2 separate regions of the Homo sapiens genome follow, and region 2 is linked to region 1. The links are chromatin contacts, found by Hi-C in ENCODE. All regions are on one chromosome and are shown on one strand. Each heading gives the region's core, a stretch centred on a gene start or an enhancer-like site at or near the end of the contact. The rest is flanking DNA. Distances are from core to core; before and after follow the strand shown. Region 1 overlaps UMODL1 (uromodulin like 1). Region 2 holds the start of ABCG1 (ATP binding cassette subfamily G member 1).

Region 1 (6,084 bases), core at 3,327-5,826:
CCCCAACCAGAAGCAGCACCCCCTCAAGGCTCCTCAAGAGGCAGAGCCACAGGGACGGGGCTGCTTCTCGGTGTCAGGTTGACTTTGACCCTGAACTCCCATGGACCCTGCCGAGCACCCAGGGCTCAGCCGCAGAGCGTGGATGATGATGCCTGACCCATGCGGTCGCTAAGGGACTAAACATCATCATGCATGTAGAACTCTCAGCCAAGCAGGTCCACGGTGGTTTCAGGGCACCACCCCAACCAATCCCTTTTTTTAGAATGCAATGCCTTGGACTGCTCAAAGGTCCTGAGGGACAGAAGCCCAGGGCCCAGAGTTCCCGCCAACGACCAGGAACCACCATTCCTGCCTAGCTCCCGATGAGGACAATGTCCCCATTAGGAGAGCCTTCTGGCCCTGGCTCCTAGGCCAGGCACTGCTCCCTGCTCAGCCCCATCCACAGCCCCACTTTCCCACCAGGCCTCATACCCCACCCTGCCCATGAGTGTCCACCCTTCCATCCCTGCCCACCTGACCAGAACCACTCGGACAGACTCTTAACTCCGCCATGGTTTCCAGCCTCCCTCATCTAGCCACCCCCGGCATGGCCCTTGGATACATTCACAGCTCTCTCACTCACCCTTGGAACGACGCTGGCCTCCTTTCTAGGTCGAGCCCCTTCCCAGAAGGCCACTTCCCCAACCCAGAGCCGGCACGGGCTCCCTCTGAAGCCGCCGGCCCCTCCAGGCAGCTTCCCTGATCCACCCTGCACTCCCAGGCCCATGCGGCCCAGGCCCCTGTGTCCAGTACCAGGCTGAGCTGGTGGAAGGTGCTGGCTCTCCCCTCCTCTTGTCCCCCAAGCAGGGCCCTGAACACGAAGCCTTTGTGCTCCATGTGGCCAAGTGGGGTTGGAGACGAACAAGGGCCTGCATGGGAGCGTTCGCTGTGACACAGAGGCACCCTGGGAAGAAGCAGGACCTGGAGCCAGGTCAGCTACCTCATGGGTGCCACACACTAGAGGCTCAGAGTAGACCCAGGACGCACTGGCCCAGAGTCACCTGCAAGGGGAGGTGCCAGAGCCCATCTGTGCACACAGAGGTGCGAAGGCCTCAGGCCAGGAAAACCCACTTTCCCCACCTGGGCTCCCTCTGTCCCGGGAGCCCCACAGCCCATCCAGGACCCTGAAATAGAGAATGTTCGCTAGGAACACAGTCCCTCCGACAGAGCAGTTCTGACTAATGCCATCCAATGCCCCCCAAACACACACCCATACATACACACTCACACATGGACAAACGCATCCACACATGCTCAACTCACGCACACATGCACACATGCACATAGACACATTCTCACATTCACACACTCACACATTCATACATGCATGCACACCCACACGCACACAAGCACGCGATACACATGCACACACACACGCACGTACATATAAGCACAGCCATGCATATACACATACACATTCGCACACACAGATTCACACATTTACACACATTCACACACATGCACACCCCCACATACACAGACATATTCAGACACATGCACACATGCACACACGTACACTCACACACACACACTCTCATATCACACAGGACTCCTTGGCTTTCCTGCCTCTTCCTGTCCCACTGCCTCTCATCCTGTCTGTGCAGGGAGGAGTTTTAAGCCGTGACTCTGAAGCCTGCCCCAGCACTCTGCACCAGAGTCCCTCCTGGGTGGACTCACAGCTCCCTTCCGATTCTGGGGTGCAGGCTGGTCCCTGGTTGAGAACTCAACCCTGTCCTGAACCCCCCTTGCTGGGTTCCCCTCGGGGTGCAGAGTCTTGCCTGGCCCTCCCACATCGAGGCCCATGTAACCTAGAGCCCCTTGCGCCCTAGTGTACATCCTGAGCCTGGCTCTCCTGGTCTTACGCTCTGCATGAGGGTCCCACACTCGCTCCAGCCGGCCTCCAGGAGCACGTGTGTGCCATTGCTGTGGCTCACGTTGCAGGAGGGGTGGCTGAGGTACAACGAGGACTCGGGGATGGATTCCTGCTGCAGGAAGCGCTTCTGGATGGCGACAACCACCTTCTCGATCTCACAGAGCACCCTGACTGCTCCGGTCAGGTTCAGCCGCTGGGGCAGGCCTTGGGGGGTGGGGCTGGTGCCTTGCACAAAGGCAGCCTTGGTCCCTGCTGTGGTGAGAGGCCTCTCTGGGCTGGTGGCCCAGGTTTCATTGCCAGGAGAGTCACCTGCAAGGCACAAGGAGGAAAAGGCAAAGAGTGGCTCTGTGTTTGGGGTTGGCATGGAGGGGCAGGGGTAAGGAGCAGACTGGAGCTGCCCTGCACTCTGCAGCAGCCACACCTGGGAACCGCATGTTCCAGCCACAACTACACACGTGCACACACACACACACACACGCACACATATGCACACACACGTACACACACGTGCATGCACACACATGCACGCAGAGATGCACACACATGCACACACATGCACACACGCACGCACACACGTGCAGACACACACACACGCACACATGCACATGTTGCACATTTCCACCAGCTCAGGGATCCAGGCTCACCATGGGCCCCCGAGGGCCAAGGACCGAGGGACCTGATGCCGGGGATGTGCCAAGCCAGTGGATACAGGGTGAGTCTTCTGCCCTGAGAGCCCTGAGTCTATTCTCTAAGATGGGGTAATGATGCCTCCTCTTGAGGTCCTTGTGCCCAAACTTCCCACTCCAGCTCCCTTCTTGCCCCCAGAGCAGGTTCAGTTTCAATGCCTAGGAGAACAAGGGGCCCGGAAAGCTTTCCAATCCACCCACCTGTTCTCGGGGTGGTCTATATGGAAGCAGACCCCAGACACAGCTCCGCACGTGCCCTCCACCCTCCTTCAGCAGTGGCTCCATCATCTGTGGGCCTGGTTTGTGCCTTCTTTTATCTCAGAGTGGGGCTTGCCCAGCCCCAGCACCCTGCAGCTCCACCCAGCTCACTCCTGTCTCTGGGCCATAGTCCAAACCATTGCTGAGGACTTCACAGTTGGCTGCTGCCTCACCCGCCTCCCTGGGCAGCCTGCTTCTCGCTCTCTGCCACCCATCTCCTGCAGGTCCCTGCATGTGAGATCACGCCCATCACCAGCTCTGTTCTCACCACGGCACCCACCCACCATGCCCTGCCCTCCCTGCTGGGTGCCATCTTAGCTATCCATTAAGACCAGCTTCAAGACACCACTTCCAGGAAGCCCTCCCTGGCCACACTCACTGGACTGAAGCAACTTAGCCTCCTCTGTGCTTCCTGATTCTACCTCAAGCAGGACACGTTCTATAGCCCCCCGGATACCACACTCACTGGTATAAATGCCCACCTCCCTTCACTTGACGCAGATTCCTGGATAGCAGTGGCCAACGTGGGGTCAGTGTTAAATCCACTAAGACCCCGTTTAGCAGGAAAAGAGCTGGGTGGAAAGAGTGGCCAAGAGGAAACATTCCCCTGTGTCGCGTGTCCCACGGCTGCGTGTTTCACAAGACGGTCGCTCAGCATCTGCACGTTCACACCTCATGTATGTGTATATTTTCTCTCCATGGATATCAGAGCTAGCACTTGGAGAGATAAGGCACTGCCCAGAAGCCTGGACACATATGAAAGAATGGGAAGGAACATGCACACACGTACACACATGTACACATACATCACACACACACACACACACGTGCACCCACATCACACACAGGAAACTTCCCCAGGACATAAAAATATGACCTCAGAGGGACAAGAAGCCCTTTGCACGTGAATGTCCTTAAAAAAAACCGATTATGATACAGTATTCCAGAAGAAGAAACTCTGACGACATTACCTTCACAGGGTCTCTCAGAATATTCCACAGGGAAGTCGGGGGCTCCTCCCTCGCAGCTACAAGTGAAAGACCCGAGGGTGTTTCGACAGGATGTCCCCGGCACACAGTCGTCCTCCTTCCTTTCACACTCATCGTAATCTGCACAACATTTAGAAGACAAAACAGAAGAACATCCCTGGGGGCTTGTGGTCTCACAGCAGCCTGGTTGGGGGAGAGTGCATCTCACAGACAAAGCTGGAAACTCCAGCCACAGCAGACTGCAGTCAAGCTCACCAGTTCTGGAAAGTACAGGAGGCTTCCTGAAGCTGGGGCTGGGAATGGCTAAGTATGTCTGCAGGGGCTGTTCTGGAAGGAGGATTCTGGCCCAGGGCTGGGAGGGGGATCTGGGCAGAGCAGGGCCATCCCTTCAGTTCCCGGGAGTAACCAGGAGATGCACAGGCCCCCAGATCCACCTCGGTCCAGCCCAAGGGACCCAGGCTGCAAGCCCAACCCTGGGCAGAAGGCCCTCAGGCCATTTGCCTTTCGCCATGATGCTGGGTTGATTGTTGACAGCAAAACAGGTTTACTGCAGAACATGGATAAGAACCAGAAAAGCGTGGCCAGGGGCAAGTTAGCATGTGGACGTATTTCCTTCCAGCCTTTTAAAATGCAGGCATGCTCTGAGAGCATAGCTTGCCTCTGCCACCAACTAGCTCCATGCAAATCCACAAACCGCTATTCTCATCATTGCATAACAGCCCGGGGCGGGGACACCTGGTAACTTAGCACCTTCTTTGTTACTGGATGATTGGTGATTTCCAACTCTTTGGCTTTTAAAGTAACACTGAAGATGAACATCTTTGTATTTAAACTACGGTCCAAACAGATCAAATTCCTTAGGACAAAGTCGTAGAGCTGATATTTCAGAATCCAAGTGGATGGCCACTTTGAAAGCGTTTGATTTATGTCACCAAACTGGTTTCCAGGAAGCATGAGCAAATCCTTCTGCCACCAGCAATCTGTGCAAACACCTGCCTCACTACACTTTCACCAGTATTCATGTCAGCAGTAAAGAGACCTTTTGTTTGCAATTTGATGGGCAAACAGTGCAATGCATTCTAATGGGGATGTCTTGGGTTACCACATCTTTGTTAGTCATTCATATTTCTTCTTTTATACCTTGTCTGTGTAGAGCTTTCGTGCATTTATCCATCAGGTTCTTAATATTTATCTATTTGTATGATCTCTCTATATATTTGGGATACTAACACTTCACCAAATTATTGAAAAATTTTTTGTTTACTTTGCGTTAAAATGGTGCCTTTATTTTGATTTATCTCTGCATGCAGTCAGCATCTCATCGTTTTCCTCTAAAAATCGTATTTTCTTTAGGAAGTCCTTCTTATTCTAAAAATCAAAAAATTAATATGAATCTCCAATTTTTAAAAAGTCTTTTGTTTCTGATACATGTAACTATAAGCCATTCATCATTTATGTTCAAGTATGATAGGAGAAAAGAATCTGAATTGTCTTTTTCTCCCTGCTTTTCTCGTTAATTATCTTTACTGGGATCTCCTTGGGAACTATGCTTGGGGGAGAGTCTGGCTGCAGAGAGGGATGCATCTGCCCTCAGCCCATGGAAACAAGCAGCGAGGGGGCAGTCGACCCGGAAAGAAAGCAGCACCCCTGGGGATCTGCAGGTTCACCCAAAGATGTTTTCAACACTTCAACCTTTACACAATTATAATCACAATAAGAGGGACAGACAGGGTCCTATCTATTTCACATCTTCATCTAATTCTGGGGGAAGAAGGACCACATGGGCACAACACGACATCTTTCAAAAGCGAAGGGTGGTGGCTGCCCTCTGGCTGCCTCTGGTTCCAGAACACGGGAGAGGCTCCATCCCAGCCTCTCGTACCCTGTATGAAGGTGTCGCCTCTGATCACCTCCAGCAGAGGCACGGTCTGGAAGGCGGTGAGAAATGCAGCTGACACCTCCTGGACATCCACATCTGCGATTATCAGCAAGTGAAACTCCACCACGATGCTGCCGTTGGTGACGCTGACGACTTCCATCCTGACCCCACCAGCGTCCATGTGCTGACACATGGTGGCTGGCAGGGAGCCCCGCACCTGCGGGGAAAGAGGCCATGTGAGGAGGTCCCCACGCTGAGAGGAAACAGATGCCCGTCTCAAGGCGGTTCCTCCTGCCAGTCTGCCCAGCAGCAGGGCTGGCCCGTGGCACAAAGTAAAAGCCACAGGTTGGTTCTGGGCCC
Region 2 (6,149 bases), core at 2,745-5,244, 99 kb before region 1:
AGAGTAGGGGGCTTTAGAATAAGATGAGACTAGAGGGGCAAACAAGGTCCCCATGGGGAAGGGCTTGCCAACTTGGTTACGGGTTTTGCATTTTATCTAGAGATCTTTGGGGAGCCCCGAGGGAATAACAGGACCAGAACTGCAGAAGAGTCTCCTGCTGTGAGCCAGGTGGGGTGATGGTGGCCTGGATCTGCTGTTGGTAGTGGGGGTGAAGGAAAGGGGACAGGCCAGGAGGATAAAACTGGGTGACTAAACTGATTTGGGAGTAAGAAAGAGAGAAGCCAGAATCAAGTACTTGCAATGTAAAGTATTAAATAATAATGGCTTGTGCATGCTAGGTAAGTGATTATAAACAATAGTGTTTATTGATCCAGCAATTACCATGTGACTATTAAACTCTAACCTATATAGTTTATGCCTCTTATTACCTCCACAACCCTAACAGGGACAGGGGTGCTGGGAGGTGGGATGACCATCTCCAGTTCGGAGGAGGTATCGGAAGCACAGAGACATGGTCTGAATTGCTTAAGACCCCATGATTAGGGCGTGGCCAGGCTGGGGCCCTGCTCTGAGAGGCTTCCAGGTCTGAGACCACAAGCCTCTGTAACGGCCCTTGACTATTGCTTAGCCTTCCACGGGTGAGTTGTGGGTGTTTCGGCATCTTTCAGCCCTTGTCCATTATAGGAAAATCCACACCAAGGAAATCATACAGCCCCATCCCCAAATAAGCCAACAGCAAAGCAATGCATACAGTTGACCACCTTTCCTCCACAGCGTCTAACAGCCTCACCCAATTAATAGGATCGTGAAAACTGCGTGATGCGAGGCAGTGGCCTGTCAGTCTGAAATAGACCAGCTCTCTGGAAACACATCCTCCGATGAGAGCTGCCGGCAATGTAGGTTACAGCGAGTTTCTCCTTAGCCTCCTGAGCTCATTAAAATTAAAACACATGCATCTTCTCTCTTCATTTTTTCCTTTCACTCTTCTGTTTCCCTATCCTACTGAAGCATTGTCTTTGACCTTCCCCCACCCCCGCACCGGGCCACATACGATTTGTGCTGCACAATACATTGTACGTCATAGTAAGTTCATTCATAGATGTGGAATGCCAAAGAGACCCTGTTTGGATTGTTCCTGGCTGCTGTTCATGGGAATATTTTCCTGGGCGCTGAGCAGAGTGGCCTGTGATTGCAGTTTGAATCCTGGGCAGATAGAGATGCCTGTTTAGCTGGGGAGGGTCTGTAGCAGTCAGTAAGCCACCCACAGGCCGTGGTGAGCCGCATTCACTCCATTTCCACCAGGAACACAGAGACAGAAACTTTTTCTCCTAGCATTAGGAGGAAGTCAGGAAACAGGAGGAGGAGCCAGTCAGCAGCACAGTTAGCACGCAGCTGTCTGTCTTCTCTCTTTGGTTCACTGCTGCCAGCCTTGGTACCTGCCTAAGCATCCTAAGCACATAAGAGGAAAATGCACTGACCAAGAGCCCCCAAGGCGACTGCCCAGAAGAAAATACCAAAGGCATCATACCCTGAACTGAGCCAGAGACCAGACCGCACTTGAGGGGTCACTTGGAATCCCAGAACACCTCCAAATACCACCCTCCCACTGGACGCATTTGCCACCCCTTGTATGCCCACCGAACTCAGGGGCTCCAGCATGTTCCCCCGAGTGCCTGGCTCACCCCCAAGTACCTCCTTTGACTCACAGCTCAGAGGGTCCACACCAGGATGGACCCCAGGGCAGGGAGGTGAAGGAAAAGCAAAGCTTAAGATCCTGGTATCTCTGAAGGGCTCTTTGTTTATGACTTGGCCAGAATTTATTTTATTTTTAATTTATTTTTCTTTTAACCCTACAGCCCCCAGAATTCCCAGGTGGTCTCTCATTCAAGGACTAGCCGGGGCCTAACTCTGCTTAGCTTCTACCATCAGATTATTGCTTTCAGGGTGGGACAGCTGTGCATGAATAGAAATGTTTAAACTTTTTTTAAAGTACCCAGTTTTCAGAGAGGAAAATAATTTTCAAAATAAAATAATGTTCTCCAAAACAATGAGCCCAGCCGTTACTGTCTCCACGTGATAACAAGACAGTTGAGCTCCGGGGGCATATTATCAAATGATAATATAACATTTTTTAAAAACTTGGTATTAAAAATCTGTACCTTAAAACATCGGATTCATTATTTTTCCACATGTCCATTATAGGAAAACCCACACCAAGCCACCTTTGCAGCTCTAGAAGGAATTCAAGAGTTAACTAGCATCTAATACAAGATCTATAACTTTCTCTACCTGCAACTAACATCAATAACCTCCTTAATTTTCCATGGTCAACCTCATTTAGAAATCCTAATAGATGAACAAGTGCAAAAGGCAGAATTCCCAAGTGTTGCCCAAAGATTCAACCAGAGAAAAGCAAGTGTCACCGGGAGGGAAACGGCTTTTCCGTTTTGTTCACTGCCTCTTCTACGTAGAAGCCACGCAGGGAAGGCAGGGCAGCCCAGAGAGGCGAGTCAGCCTGCGGGTCTCCCGCTCGGGCTCTCCCCTCCTCCACCCACCGCCTGGCCATGTCTGCGGCCCCATTCTATCGTTTACACAAAATCATTATATAATGAGCTGGCGAGGCTCCGTATGTTCTACAGTAACCTGTTTGGAATCATAGGATGCAGTTGTCACAGCGGAGCATGCGCAGAAACCTGGCTATTTTTTTTTTTTCTCTTGAGCTCAAGGCAAGAGGTAACTGTCGGTCAAATCCTGCTGAGCCCTGCTGACTTCAAATACAGGATGCTAAAAATGAAATACAGGGGAGGGGCGGGGTGAGCCCCGGAGCGTGCCATGCACTGTGGGCTTACAGCCTCGGGGAAGTAATATCAGGGTAGTAACTACACAGATACACGGCGTGGAATACGGAAGACTTTCCATTTGTACTTTAGCTACCTCTACGATGTTGGTGTGCTGGGCGTAGACATGAAGGGCGCTAGGATAAGGTGAGGTGGGTGGCTGGGGGCCTGATGATTGGTTTGTTGTTTGTTCCTAATGCCAGAAAACCAGAAAGGGAGATTCCTGACCACCCCTGGAAACAGCACTTACAGTAACTGTGTCCAGCAGTGAACTCGCCGACACCCCGCCATCCCTCTCCGGAGCTCGGGGAAGTGAAATGCGCATCCCTGTCCCCACCGCGTCTCTCTCTCCGGCGCGCGCAGAAAGGCGGCCGGCAGGAATCCGGGCTTGCCCCTCGCGGGTCTCCCCGGGCCTTCGCCGCCGCCTCCCCGAGTGGGTCCGGGAGAGGGTGTCCCCGGGAGTGCAGTCGCAGGCTCCGGCTCTCTGGGGGCAGCTTCCTCTTTTGTTCCCCCAGACCTTGCCTGGCGTTCCTGGGGATGGCGCGAGAAGTCCCCGGTCCCCAAGCCCACAGCCGCGCGCGCGGGGCTCCCCTTCTTCAAGTCCCCTCTTCCCTCCGGCCCAAGCTGCGGCCCCTCCCCAGTCCCCAGTGCGCTCCGGGTCCCCAGCTCCCCACGCCCCCCGCCCAGAAGCCATCAGGTCAAGGCCATCGGTCCAACTTGTAGGGCAACTCGCTGCCCCCGCCCCACTCCCGGCCCCTCCACCTAGTCCGTGCTCTCTGCCGGTGCAAGGGGCATCCCGAGGCTCCAGGTGGCCCTGGCGGAGGGGCAGGGGCAGCGATCGGAGCCGGGCGCCACTCTAGGGTGCCCTGGGTCAGCGCCCAGAGGACGCGCTCCTGGGAGGGGTGTCAGGTCGAGCTTGCGAGTCTTTGTGTGTTTCCTGCTCTCCTTGAAAATAAAACCGTTCCCGGCGGACGAAGGATGCGCTCACTCACCATGGCGGTGCCGACCGAGAAAGCGGCCATCAGACAGGCCATGCCCCGGGGGCGGCGGCGGCGGCGGCGGCGGCGGCGGCGGGGACGAGGCTTGAGCTGCGGGGCCGAGGCTGCGCTGGCTCCCGGCTCAGCCGCTGCGCGGGGTGCGGGCTGCGCTTGGGCTCCGGCTGGGATCCGGCTCCGGCTCTGGTTCCAGCGCGCCCGACCCCGCCCCGAGCGCGCGATTGGCCGGCACCAAGGGGGCGGGCGGGCCGGCAGGTGCGCGTGCTCTTGTTTTGCTCCTGCTGGGGGCGGCGGACCAGGACCCCTGAAGTGCAGGTTCCGGGAGCGGCCCGAGCCGAGGCCTCGCAGGCGGCATGGGAACCCCCTGCCACCCCGGAAACCCCGGGTCCCGAACTCGCGGGGGCTGGGCCAGCACGGGTGAGGCTGCGGGGACACCGGACAGACGCCGGGGTTCCCAGGCTCGGAAATCCACTGCCTCCAAGCCTCAAGCGGCTGTGTGATGGGGTCGAAGAGGGGGCGTCCAGGGAGGGAGAGTGAGGGCCAGGGGGCTTCTTTCTTGCTGCTGCTTCTTCCCTTCCCGCCCACCCCACCCCGACGGTGTTGGGCAGCTCTCTGCCAGGTAGGAGCTTGAGGACTAAAGAAGAGATAACCACTCCAACGCCCCCAACAGCACCGGTGTGGGGTGACCCCTGGCAGTGAGGCATCGTGTGCACTCACACATGTGACATTGCTGTGCGCCAGCCATGGTGCTAAGTGCTGGGTTACAAAGGGGTGCTGAGTGAAGATGCCCAGGCCTCTGCCCTCTGTTCACCCCCGAACAAAAAAAGAAAAGCCTCATTTTCTGCAGACAGAGGTGTTTCCAGAGCCATGTTCATGGAACTGTATAAGGAATAACACCAGGGCACACTCCCATGTGGCCCCAGGCTGGAATATCAGATGGTCCAGCATCTCTAAAGCCCTTATTATATATAAGTGGGGCCATTTCCTGGTATCCATGGTGACAAGGAATTCTTTACTCCCAGTCTCAGGCCCTAATGCTTTTGTTCAGTTGTTTGCATGTTGGGACGAAAAACAGGAATGCATTTCTTTTCATTTCCAGCACACCTGGGTCCCCCCTCCCAACCACACCTCAGATGAGCCAGGTCTCTCTCTTTCTCCTCACCTAGAAAGGAGGCACAGCTTTTTATGCCAGGCAGGTGGACTTCACACCCACAGGTCAGATGACTGTAACCAAATTCAGCCGCTCAAATCGAAGGAGAGAAAGGAGACACGGTTATGAGTTTAAGTGGGAGGCCTTGCCTTTGTCTGAATGGTGTTGTCTCAAGAGTCATCCAGCCGGGCGCAGTGGCTCACACCTGTAATCCCACCACTTTGGGAGGTCAGGAGATCGAGACCATCCTGGCTAACATGATGAAACCCCGTCTCTACTAAAAATACAAAAAATTAGCTAGGTGTGGTGGCGGGCACCTGTAGTCCCAGCTACTATGTAGGCTGAGGCAGGAGAATGGCATGAACCTGGGAGGCGGAGCTTGCAGTGAGCCGAGATTGAGCCACTGCACTCCAGCCGGGGTGACAGAGTGAGACTCCGTCTCAAAAAAAAAAAAAAAAAAAAAAAAAAAAAAGAGTAGATCCATTACCTTGATTTTACACTTGGCTGAAATGAGGAAATCTGACTGCTGTGTTTACCAGGTGCCACTGCCCGGGTGCCAGGCCTTGGAGGCTGTGTGGTGCCTTAAACATACACTGCAGGGAGGCCAGCAAAGCTTGAGTGTGTTGGGAAGAGGATTCAGATCCACAAACCTAGGGAGTGTTTACGCCAAAACACAGAGAGGAAAGTGCCTGATGGCTGGAGATGGGGACTGGTGCCCAGCCCTGGGACCCATCTCGCTCCAGGAACAGACAGGCCCTGGAGCACGAGAGGAGGCACGGAACACAGCCGGGGAGGAACTGTCCATGTGGCCAGGGCAAGTGAGGGTGCCTGCAATGACATAATTTCTGTCCAATATCCATCCTCCTCACTTCCAGGAATGTGCCCAGAATTTCCTTCTAGACATTCCCCCTCTTCTACCCCCACCCAGTTCTCTGCCCGAAGATTTATGCGGGATTGATTCACCTTCAGCTCGAGAATAGGCAATTGGCTTCAGCCGGTGGATGGCCCCCATCCAGCCTGGCCATCCTGGCTGGTCCGGAACTGGAAGTGTGAGGCAGTGCTTACTGGGCTGCTGGGAATGGCCAGGGGGATGGTGTGTGGAGCGTGAGGATGAAGTCAGAGAGGGAAGATGCTATGCTGGGCCCTTGTTGGCTTTGGCTGCTGGAT

Evidence for each region. A loop is a pair of places that touch in the nucleus more often than their neighbours do. Pooled maps may share reads with other maps.
Region 2: a loop to region 1 is called in a pooled map, with 2.1 times the contacts of the local background. The contact joins the promoter of ABCG1 here to the enhancer-like site in region 1. A Hi-C loop is called at or near these places in 3 of 50 pooled maps.

Annotation. Positions count from the first base shown.
Region 1 is chr21:42,118,968-42,125,051 of GRCh38, reverse strand. UMODL1 (uromodulin like 1) reads right to left here. Exons shown (of 23, transcript NM_001004416.3): 15 at 5,728-5,941; 16 at 3,828-3,965; 17 at 1,902-2,221. Among named protein-coding and RNA genes, the nearest start is that of UMODL1-AS1, 13 kb to the right of the region's middle. RefSeq lists enhancers at 1-299, 1,627-2,563, 2,564-3,501, 4,221-4,350, 4,338-5,043. Within about 2 kb of position 4,576, at least 2 of the 41 ENCODE cell types and tissues checked have a DNase peak (open chromatin) inside an H3K27ac peak, as active enhancers do.
Region 2 is chr21:42,216,985-42,223,133 of GRCh38, reverse strand. It overlaps ABCG1 (ATP binding cassette subfamily G member 1), which reads right to left and starts at 3,994. Exons shown (of 15, transcript NM_016818.3): 1 at 3,830-3,994. The coding sequence starts at 3,871. It overlaps LOC105372814 (a long non-coding RNA gene), which reads left to right and starts at 2,864. Exons shown (of 3, transcript XR_937748.4): 1 at 2,864-2,984. It also overlaps the pseudogene RNA5SP492. RefSeq lists an enhancer at 2,554-3,085 and a silencer at 4,016-4,285.